Linked DNA regions of Homo sapiens: regions 1 and 2 are each linked to region 3. A link is a loop called in an ENCODE intact Hi-C map of the cell type or tissue named here. Cell type or tissue: heart right ventricle. All regions are shown on one strand. Each heading gives the region's core, and the rest is flanking DNA. Links, peaks and the distances in the headings are about the cores only.

What was found. Hi-C counts contacts between places; a loop is a spot of excess contacts. Peaks named below come from ENCODE experiments on the same cell type or tissue, not always from the same donor. Only the 100,000 strongest peaks of a DNase experiment are listed, where the experiment ranks them.
Region 1: it touches region 3 in a loop (4-fold over the local background); 34 of 110 quality-filtered maps call a loop at or near these places.
Region 2: it touches region 3 in a loop (2.4-fold over the local background); 12 of 110 quality-filtered maps call a loop at or near these places.

The regions. Positions count from the first base shown.
Region 1 is chr7:74,392,419-74,394,918 of GRCh38, forward strand. The region is part of intron 13 of CLIP2 (CAP-Gly domain containing linker protein 2); the gene reads left to right. Among named protein-coding and RNA genes, the nearest start is that of GTF2IRD1, 60 kb to the right of the region's middle. In heart right ventricle, for the core only: CTCF peaks have their summits at 1,421 (motif pointing left), 1,623 and 2,355 (motif pointing left); DNase peaks (open chromatin) are centred at 1,433 and 2,358; H3K27ac peaks cover 583 bases.
Region 2 is chr7:74,356,090-74,358,589 of GRCh38, forward strand. It overlaps CLIP2 (CAP-Gly domain containing linker protein 2), which reads left to right. Exons shown (of 17, transcript NM_003388.5): 5 at 321-534; 6 at 1,191-1,388. Among named protein-coding and RNA genes, the nearest start is that of CLIP2, 68 kb to the left of the region's middle. In heart right ventricle, for the core only: no CTCF peak of the experiment used is centred there; no DNase peak of the experiment used is centred there.
Region 3 is chr7:74,286,516-74,292,176 of GRCh38, forward strand. It overlaps CLIP2 (CAP-Gly domain containing linker protein 2), which reads left to right and starts at 2,892. Exons shown (of 17, transcript NM_003388.5): 1 at 2,892-3,219. It overlaps LOC107986742 (a long non-coding RNA gene), which reads right to left and starts at 2,792. Exons shown (of 2, transcript XR_001745024.2): 1 at 2,547-2,792. RefSeq lists silencers at 2,811-3,280, 3,301-3,370 and enhancers at 3,246-3,890, 3,891-4,534. In heart right ventricle, for the core only: no CTCF peak of the experiment used is centred there; DNase peaks (open chromatin) are centred at 2,846, 3,509 and 3,876; H3K4me3 peaks cover 2,057 bases; H3K27ac peaks cover 2,057 bases.

The sequences.
Region 1 (2,500 bases), core at 1-2,500, 100 kb after region 3:
GCTACTCAGGAGGCTGCGGTAGTAGGATTACTTGGGCCCAGGAAGTGGAGACTCAGTAAGCCATGATCATACCACAGCCTGGGCGACAGAGCAAGACCCTGTCTCAAAAAACAATAAGTAAAAGGCTGAGTGTGGTGGCTGCTCACGCCTGTAATCCCAGCACTTTGGGAGGCCGAGGCAGGTAGATCACCTGAGGTCAGGAGTTCGAGACCAGCCTGGCCAAGATGATGAAACCCCATATCTACTAAAAATACAAAAATTATCCAGGTATGGTGAAGCACGCCTGTAATCCCAGCTACTTCAGGCAGGAGAATCACTTGAACTAGGAGGTGGAGGTTGCAGTGAGCCAAGATCGTGCCATTGCACTCCAGCCTGGGCAACAAGAGTGAAACTCTGTCTCAAAAATAATAATAGTAATAAACACAATTTTAAAAAATAACAAATGGCAAGACCTAACAACACAGGACAGACTTCCAGCATGGCGATCACCCCATCATAGCTGGGGAGCCCCTGCCCCCTTCTGATGGGCGTGGGCCCCCTGAGTCTCCTGGGGAGGCCCCACTTTCCCTTCATTATTTTTCTTACTCCCAATTCCCCAGCCCCTGTAAGCATTTGCTTTTTTTTTTTTTTTTTTTGAGACGGAGTCTTACTCTGTTGCCCAGGCTGCAGTACAGTGGCGCGATCTCAGGTCACTGCAACCTCCACCTTCTGGGTTCAAGCGATTCTCCTGCCTCAGCCTCCCGAGTAGCTGGGATTACAGGCGCCCATCACCATGCCCAGCTAATTTTTAGTAGGGACAGGGTTTCACTGTGTTGGCCAGGCTGGTCTCCAACTCCTAACCTCAAGTGATCTGCCTGCCTCTGCCTCCCAAAGTGCTGGGAGTACAGGCATGAGCCACCGCACTGGGCCCAGCATTTGCATTTCTTTTTTTTTTTGAGATGGAGTTTTGCTCTTGTTGTCCAGGCTGGAGTGCAGTGGCACAATCTCTGCTCACTGCAACCTCCACCTCCTAGGTTCAAGTGATTCTCCTGCCTCAGCCTTATGAGTAGCTGGGATTACAGGCATGTGCCACCATGCCCGGCTAATTTTGTATTTTTAGTAGAGATGGGGTTTCTCCATGTTGGTCATGCTGGTCTCGAACTCCCGACCTCAGGTGATCCACCCGCCTCAGCCTCCCAAAGTGCTGGGAATACAGGTGTGAGCCACTCTGCCGGGCCCAGCATTTGCATTTCAACCCAAGTTAAAGGAATCTCTTTGAAGCACAGACATCCTTTTGTAAAAGAAGAAATGCTACCTCCTTTCCTTCTATACAGATTAAGAGTTGCTCTAGCTACATTTGCTACAAATCTAACACCTTTCTAGAAACTGTAGCCCTGCCCAGGAAGGAAACAGATGCGATGAGGCAATCTAGGAATTTTCCAGAACAACACTGCCCTCTGCAGATGCAGCCTGTGTTTTTCCAGTAGGAACAAACCAGCCAGGACCCTGGCCAGGGTTCCAGGGCTGCCCTCCCTCCCCTGTCTCCCATCCTAAGTGGAAAAGTTATTATTGGTGCCCTGCCTGGTCTCACTTTCTCCGAGGAAGCTTTCCGCCCTATCTCAGCCGCAGGATGCCCCTCCGCTGAGTCTCGATAGAACTTCCTGGAGTTTTGGGTCTTTATCCATTGTCTCTGAATTTTCCCTGTCATCTGAAGCCACATTTCCTCTTTCCCAGAGGGCCTCATCCCCGTCTCCCTGCTGTCAACAGCTGTCAACAGCCTCCTTCCATCCTTCAGCTCTCATCAGTTATGAGATTCCTCCCTTCTGGGATACCTTCTTTTTCTTCTTATTTTTTTTTTTTTTTTTTTTTTGAGATGGAGTTTTGCTCTTGTTGCCCAGGCTGGAGTGCAGTGGCACAATCTCTGCTCACCGCAACCTCTGCCTCCTGGGTTCAAGCAATTCTCCTGCCCCAGCTTCCCAAGTAGCTGGGATTACAGGCATGCGCCACCATGCCGGGCTAATTTTGTATTTTTAGTATAGATAGGGTTTCTCCATGTTGGTCAGGCTGGTCTCAAACTCCCGACCTCAGGTGATCCACCTGCCTCGGCCTCCCAAAGTGCTGGGAGCACAGGCGTGGGCCACCGCCCCGGGCCCAGCATTTGCATTTCAACCCGAGTTAAAGGAATCTCTTTGAAGCACAGACATCCTTTTGTAAAAGAAGAAATGCCATCTCCTTTCCTTCTATACAGATTAGGAGTTGCTCTAGCTACATTTGCTACAAATCTAACACCTTTCTAGAAACTGTAGCCCTGCCCAGGAGGGAAACAGATGCGATGAGGCAATCTAGGAATTTTCCAGAACAACACTGCCCTCTGCAGATGCAGCCTGTGCCTTTTCCAGTAGGAACAAACCAGCCAGGCCCCTGGCCAGGGTTCCAGGGCTGCCCTCCCTCCCCTGTCTCCCATCCTAAGTGGAAAAGTTATTCTTGGTGCCCTGCCTGGTCTCACCTTCTCCGAGGAAGC
Region 2 (2,500 bases), core at 1-2,500, 68 kb after region 3:
TAACTTTGGGGGATGGAAATGAGCATTCATTTAAAGAGACTGGCACAAAGTGGGTCCCAGTAATTATTTCCTACTTCCAAGAGTATTCTCATTGGCTGTTCACAGCTGCAGAGACTCTCAGACCCTACTCACCTATATCCTTTTTTTGAGAGTCCTATCTCTCCACCTGGAAGATTTCCACCTTGGAGTGTCTTTCCACATGGGCCCCAAGGAGGTGTCTTTCTCTCTTTCTGCCAGGCTCTGAAGAGGCAGAGGAGGCAGGGGAGGCTCTCCAGGCTTTGGGGCCGTGACAGCAGCTTGGGTCTCTCCTGCTTCCACAGGTACTTCCAGTGCCCACCCAAGTTTGGTCTCTTCGCGCCCATCCACAAAGTGATCCGTATCGGCTTCCCATCTACCAGCCCAGCCAAGGCCAAGAAGACCAAGCGTATGGCCATGGGTGTGTCAGCACTGACCCACAGTCCCAGCAGTTCCTCCATCAGCTCCGTCAGCTCTGTGGCCTCCTCCGTGGGGGGTCGGCCCAGCCGCAGTGGCCTGGTGAGGGTGGGGCTGCAGAAGGGGATTCTCTGGTGTGCGTTTGGGAGGGGTGAGGATGTAAGAGATCCAGGTGTTCTGGTCTGCCCCTGACTTACTCTAGTTCCAGTTTGGGATTTTTGAACAAAGAAGAAAGTGCATATCTTTTAATAGGGAAAATTGAGCCATTTACCTTTATTGCTGTTTTTATATAACTGATTTATTGGAACCCTAAGCCTTTCTCTGGAAGTTAAGGAGGGTTATACAGATGCAGGGCAGGGAGTTCAGAAAGGTTGGCATCAAACCCTGGATGAAGGGAAAAGAGGAGGCTGCTTGGTGGCTATGGGCAGAGGGCATTCTGTCCAAACCCAATCTAGGATTGGAGGTTCCTCCTTTCCCAGGAAAAAGTGGCCAAAGTGAGGGAGTCAGAGGCTCTGGCTATCAGGAGCTGACTCTCCTGAGATGGGGAGTTTCCTGAATCTCAAACATCAAGATTCCCCGCTGGGTGAGTCAGCAGGGGCCAGGATGTCAGAGTACTGGCAGGGGAAGAGCAGGACCCTGGGAGTCAAGGCACTTGGGCTCCCACCTGCTATGTTGCTGTAGATTAGGCTGGACAGAGCCAGTCTGCCCTGCAGTGCTTCAGATCCCTGAGACCCGCCTGCATCCACACCTTCCTGCAGCTCACGGAGACCTCTTCACGCTACGCCCGCAAGATCTCGGGCACCACGGCCTTGCAGGAGGCACTGAAGGAGAAGCAGCAGCACATTGAGCAGCTGCTGGCTGAACGAGACCTGGAACGGGCTGAGGTGGCCAAGGCCACAAGCCACATCTGCGAGGTGGAGAAGGAGATTGCCCTGCTCAAGGCACAGCATGAGCAGGTGAGTGGCAGGTGGGGCTGGGGGCAGAGCTTCTCCAGCCAGCCTCATAGAGTCTCACCCACTCAGAGCGGAGACCCTGGAGGGGGTGGGTGCAGAGAAATATGAAGATAACACAAGCAGTACCTGTCCCCCGCTTTCCAGAGATAAGCCTCAGTGACCTGGTGAATTTCCTTCCAGTCTTTTCTGCCTATGTATAAGGATACATACACCTACTTTCAGAATCTGGTTACAAGCTTGTATATCCTGCTTTTTAATTATTTATTTATTTATTATTTTTCTTTCTTTCTTTTTTTTTTTTTGACGGAATCTCATTCTGTCACCCAGGCTGGGGTGTAGTGGTGCAATCTCGGCTCACTGCAACCTCCACCTCCTCGGTTCAAGCGATTCTCCTGCCTCAGCCTCTTGAGTAACTGGGATTACAGGCATGTGCCACCATGCCCAGCTAATTTTTGTACTTTTAGTAGAGACGGGGTTTCACCATGTTGGTCAGGCTGGTCTCGAACTCCTGACCTCGTGATCCACCCGCCTTGGCCTCCCAAAGTGCTGGGATTACAGGTGTGAGCCACTGCAAGGGTTTTTTTTTTTTTTTTATGAGACAGAGTCTCACTCTGTTCCCCAGGCTGGAGGGCAGTGGTGCAATCTCAGCTCACTGCAACCTCCACCTCCCAGGTTCAAGCGATTCTCCTGCCTCAGCCTCTCAAGTAGTTGGGATTACAGCACCTGCTACCAAACCAGGCTAATTTTTGTATTTTAAGTAGAGATGGGGTTTCACCCTGTTGGTCAGGCTGGCCTGGAATTCCTGACCTCAAGTGATCTGCCTGCCTTGGCCTCCCAAAGTGCTGGGATTACAGGTGTGAGCCACCATGCCCAGCCCTGCTTTTTTATTTTTTTAAAATATTTTTAATATAGGGATGGGGTCATGCTGTGTTGGTCAGCCTGGTCTCGAACTCCTGGCCTCAGGCAATCCTTGGCCTTCCAAAGTGCTAGGATTACAGGTGTGAGCCACTGCACTTGGCCTAATCTGCTTTTCTTCCCCGGCTACTTATTATACTGCAAGCATTTTCTAGGTCCTGGCAAATTCCTCATCATTCTTTTTTTTTTTTATTTTATTT
Region 3 (5,661 bases), core at 1,594-4,093:
TCGAACGCAAACTTTTTTTTTTTTTTTTTTTTGAGACAAAGTCTTGCTCTTGTTGCCCAGGCTGGAGTGCAATGGTGCGATCTCAGCTCACTGCAACCTCCGCCTCCCGGGTTCAAGTGATTCTCCTGCCTCAGCCTCCCAAGTAGTTGGGATTACAGGTGTGTGCCACCATGCCCGGCTAATTTTTTGTATTTTAAGTAGAGACGGAGTTTCACCATGTTGGCCAGGCTGGTCTCGAACTCCTGACCTTGTGATCCGCCCGCCTTGGCCTCCCAAAGTGCTGGGATTACAGGTGTGAGCCACTGTGCCCGGCCCCCCAAATGCAAACTGTAACAAGACAGAAGCCTGTCTTCTCTCATCTGGAGCAAGAACAAAAGGTGTCCCTCTCAGGTGACTTGCTCTTTGAAGCTCCACTCACCAGCGGCCAGGTAAGGTCTGTTGACCGCAGGCTGTTGCTCTGAATAATACTGGGGGCCATCAGTGAGGGAGGCAGTACCTGTGAAGGTTGGGGGCCCCTGCCTACCTCCTGAGGCACATGTGGGAGGCTAGATCTGCTGGGCAGGGGCTGGTGAGCTCAGGTACATCCCAGCAAGACCCATGTCACCTTGGCAAATCCCTGCCCCATCCCGTCCCGTCCCGTCCCATCCCATCCCATCCCTTCTGTTGCCCAGGCTGGAGTGTAGTGGTATGATCTCCACTCACTGCAACCTTCGCCTTCTGGGTTCAAGCCATTCTCAAGCTTCACCCTCCCGAGTAGCTGGGATTACAGGCATGTACCACCACACCCAGCTATTTTTTGCATCTTCTGTAGAGATGGGGTTTCATCACGTTGGCCAGGCTGGTCTCGCACTCCTGACCTCAGGTTATCTGCCCGCCACCACCTCCTAAAGTGCTGGGATTACAGGTGTGAGCCACTGTGCCTGGCTGGTTTATAACTGTTGATATACAGGTTATGCATCCCAGCCACAAGGAACAATTAGCTCCCTGTTTCCTGAACACTGCCCTCTCCACCCTGAGTCCCCTCCCTCCCTATGGGTTCACACCTCCTACAGAAGCCCAGTCTTTCTGGAGTTCACTCTGAACCTCCTCCCTTATTAGTCTCCAAGTCTGGCTCTCCACACCAACTGGGCACCCCCTCAGGGCTGACCCCATGCCCAGCCTCCATCATTACAGCATTGCATGTTCGCTGAACTGAATTGAAACACTCTCCCCAATTTACAGATGGGGAAACTGAGGTCAAAATGTTTAGGCCAGGCACGGTGGCTCACAGCTGTAATCCCAGCACTTTGGGAGGCTGAGGTGGGAAGATCATCTGAAGCCAAGAGTTTAAGACCAGCCTGGACCCCAACATAATGAGACCCCATCTCTATAAAAAACACAAAAAATTAGCCGGGCATGGTGCATGCCCGTAGTCCCAGCTACTCTGGAGGCTGAGGCAGGAGGATCATTTGAGCCTGGGAGTTTGAGGCTGCAGTGAGCTGTAATCACACCACTGCACTCCAGCCTGGGTGACAGAGTGAGACCCCTTCTCTAAAAAAAGGTTCACTCACTTCTCAAAGATTATGGATACCAAGACAGTTGAGGGGTGGTAATGTTAACTTAGTAAGTTCATTCATTCATTCAACAAATATTACTGGATGTCTACCCTCTGCCAAGCATTGCACTGGGTCCCTTAGGGGATAGGAACAAGATCGTATGTGGCACTTCTCTCCCGCAGAACAGTGGTCTCACCATACAGACCACAACCTCCCCCAACACCCACATTCCTGCACTCAAGGGAAAAGCAGGGACATTTAAGCTGTGCTTTGAAGGGGGAATATGATTTGTCAAACAGAGAAAGGGGGCAGGGCAGGACTGGTAGAACGGCCAGCTAGGTCAAAGGCATCCAGGCGAGCTTATCAAGGGGGGACAGAGGGAAACCAAGCCACAGAAGCCAACCGCAGCCTGGGCATGGACAGGGGCTGGGGCTTGGTCACTGTTTAGTTCCTGAGCTGTCACTTGGCATCTGCCTCTCCACGCAGGAGGGGACCTGGCAGCTGCCTCAACTCCTCTGAAATAGCAGTACATGCATCCTGTCCTGGGGAGGGTTCATTTGTATCTTGGAAGCTGATCACCATGAGATCCTTTTTTTTTTTTCTTTTGGGACGGAGTCTCGCTCTGTCACCCAGGCTGAAGGGCCGTGGCTTGATCATGACTCACTGCAGCCTCGACCTCCTGGGCTCCAGCGATCCTCCCACCCCAGCCTCCCCAGTAGCTGGGACCGCAGGCGCGCGCCCAGCTAATTTTTGTATTTTTTGTAGAGACGAAGGTTACGTTGCCCAGGTTGTTCTCGGACTCTTGGCCTCAGGCGATCTGCACGCCTTGGCTTCCTGAAGTGCTGGGATTACAGGCGTGAGACACTGCCCAGGCTATGAGATCCTTGATAACCATGAGACCCTGTGCCACAGTTCCCCACCCACGCTGGCCCCAACACAGACCTGAAGTTTTCGCCCCAGCTGCACTGTCCCCCTCCTCATCCTTTCTGTCCAGCGCCAACAGCATCTCACCTTCCCAAGCTGCCGTCCTTCCCAATGACCAGAGACATCTTTGCAAGCATAGCATGGCTGGAGGATGCGTTTCACCAAACGCGATGTAAGCACCACCAGGTGCCCAGCGCGGAGGTGGATGTGGGCGAACCCTGGACGCCCCACAAAGGACAGCTGCGGCCTGGGAAGGGAAGGAGATGGAGCGGGGAGAGGGGGAAGAGGTTGCTCCGCGTTTTCCGCCCGCCCGCCTGCTTTCCGCGAGGCACTGAGGCCTGAAAACCGCGAGGCCGCCCACGCGCGCCTGACCCGCCCCCCCCTCCCGCCCGCCCCAGGCCCCGCCCTCCCGCGCCCGCCCCTGCGCCGGCCCCTTTTGTTCCCTCCCGGAGCCGGGCCGCTGGCTCCGCTGGCTCCGCTGGCTCCGCGGGCGCTCAGCTCGGCTCGGCCGCGGGGCGCGCAGGCGGCTGCTGGGCGGCCTCGGTGCGCGCCTCCCGCCTTCCCAGAGACGTGGCGCGAGGCCCGGGCCCTGAGCACCTATCGCGGGGATCCCCGGCGCCAGGAGGGGGTGCAGCCGGTGGGCAGCGCCGCGCAGGGAGGGGCCGCAGCATCCTCGCCCCCCAGCGCGCCCGGGCCCGAGAGGAGGAGGCCGGGGCTCTCCGGGCCTCCCGCCGCTTAGCCTGATGCTGGAAGGACGAAGGTAGGGGCTGCTGGAGGGGCCGAGGGAGGGGGTCGCGCGGGCAACAAAGGACGGAGAGATGCGGGGGGCGGCGGCCTGGCCGAAAGCGGGGCTGCGGGCCCGGAGGCATTGTCGGGGCGTGGGCGGGGGCGGGAGGGTTCGAGGCCGGCCGGTGGGCGTGGGCGGGAGCTGGCTGGGGTGTGCCCCAACTTCCCCGTTGCTTGTAGGAGAGGAGGGGGCACTGCTTGGGGTGCCAGGGTTGGGGGCTATTCCCGGGCTGCGGGTCCCCCTGTTGAAGGCATCACCAGCCTCATCGGGGTCCCTACCCTCGGACGGGGGTTTGGCCCTTCTGTTGGAGGGTCGCCCGTACCCCCTTCCAAGGGCAGAGCAAGACGGCTGGACGCGCCGCAGGGCTCTCTGGGCTCACAGAGCCTGGGGAGCACAGCCTGGTGGGCGCGGCCATGCAGCCCCCATCTCCAAACCTGGGGTCTGGGAGAACAGGGACTGCCCCCCTCTCCTCCCTGCTACACCCTCTGGGGTCGCCTGGCCGATGGCCTTTGCAAAACTTGGTTGAAGTGCTTGGCTGAGGTGGGGTAGGAGGAGATTGAGGCGGGCGGCTTCTCTCAGGGGGTGTCCCCCCAAGCTGGCGCTGGTGGCTGGTGAGGCAGCAGATTTTCTGCCCTCCTCCCGGGGAGGGGCGGCGGCCGCGGAGGATGCTTGGCTGAACCTTCAGGGCCCGCCCGTTTGGACCTTTCAGGCAGAGCTTGGGCCGAGCGGGTGCCCACTGGGCACTGCCACGCAGGCCCCAGCCCCACCCTGGGAAGGACGGGCAGAGGGAGCACCTTGGGGGGAAATCACCCACCCAGCAGTGTGTCCCCCAACGTCTGAGACCCCTCCTCTCACTTCTGGGTGAGAAGTGGGGGTCTGGGATGAGGGGGTCTGCCGTCACTCTTGCGCGATGCCTGAGGGAGGTGGGTGGGGTGGCCTAGGGCTGTGGGCAGAGGAGGAGGAGGGTGCGGGGAGCACCACGTGTGTGCTTCAGAAGCCTCTTCCCTTTCGGTTGTAAATGTAAACAATAAGCCCTTCATTCAGCTGCTGTTACCTGGCCTGGCACTTCTAGGGGCTGGCTGGTCCACAGGACAGCAGCCTCGGTGTCCCCAAAAAGTGCAGCCCCGGGGGTTGATGAGTGCATTAGTGGGGAAGCTGGGGGCATAGAGGGGGTCCCCTGGAGGATGGGGCAGACCAGGAAGCTTCATAGAGCATCTTGCAGAAGTTTGCTGCCAGGTTGCCTGAAGGGGGTTTCGTGCAGGAGAAATAGCGTGAATAAGGGCTTGGAGTCAGAAAAGGAGGCTATTGGGTTAGAGAAACAGCTTAGGATTTAAGGAACTTAGACCTGCGTTGAGCACAGGATGCATTCTTGTCTGCAGTGCCTTGCGGGGGAATGATGGGATTCTGGCTTCAGGACAGGTGGAGGCGGTGGAGATGGAGAGGGGCTCCAAAGGCAGAAGAGGCAGGTGGAGGCGCCTGGGAGGAGCCTCCTCCACACACACCTGTGTGCACCTGCAAACTCCAGCCCTCAGCACCGTGCAGGCTGGGAAGGTGGTGCCTGGAATTCTGCACTCAGAGCCCAAAGTCCCAGCAGGGGGAATTTACTCCAAGGAGCAGTAATCGCTTTCCGGCATCTGCTGTCTACCTTGGCGGTGAAGAGTTCAGATGCTGGAGCTTAACAGCCCGGGTTCAAATCCCAGCTCTGCCACTCCCTAGCTATGTGACCTTGCACATTGCATCTCTCTCTGCCTCGACATCCTCATCTGTAAAATTGGGATCCTTATGGTATCTGGCTTTTAGGGTTGTTAGGAGAACTGTGTGCCCTGTGACAGAGTAGATGTCCTATAAGTGTTGTTGCTGCCGTACAGAGTGGCTTCCTGGCCCCACTCACACACGTTTCAGGGAGAGGAGGCTCGTGCCCCTTCCAGGCTGTTTGTCCTTCTTCAGCACCCTTGCTGGTTAGCCCTGACCCGGCACCTGCTGTTCTCTGCCTCACTGCAGCCTCCTCCCTGGTCCTGCCTCCCTTGGTGATAGAAAGGCCATCTCCCCACAGCCCCAGTTGTCCCTGCTCCCCACCTGGCAGGCCTGCCCACGTGTGGTCCCCCAGTTCCCTCTTGGCCTCCCCTCCTGGCCCTGCCACCCTGACAGTTGATCCTGCCCTCTTTTTTTTTTTTTTTTTTGAAATGGAGTTTCACTCTTGTTGCCCAGACTTGAGTGCAATGGCGCGATCTTGGCTCACTGTAACCTCTGCCTCCTGGGTTCAAGCAATTCTGCCTCAGCCTCCCAAGTAGTTGGGATTACAGGCATGTGCCACCATGTCCGGCTAATTTTAGTATTTTTAGTAGAGACGGGGTTTCACCATGTTGGCCAGGCTGGTTTTGAACTCCTGACCTCAGGTGATCCACCTGCCTCAGG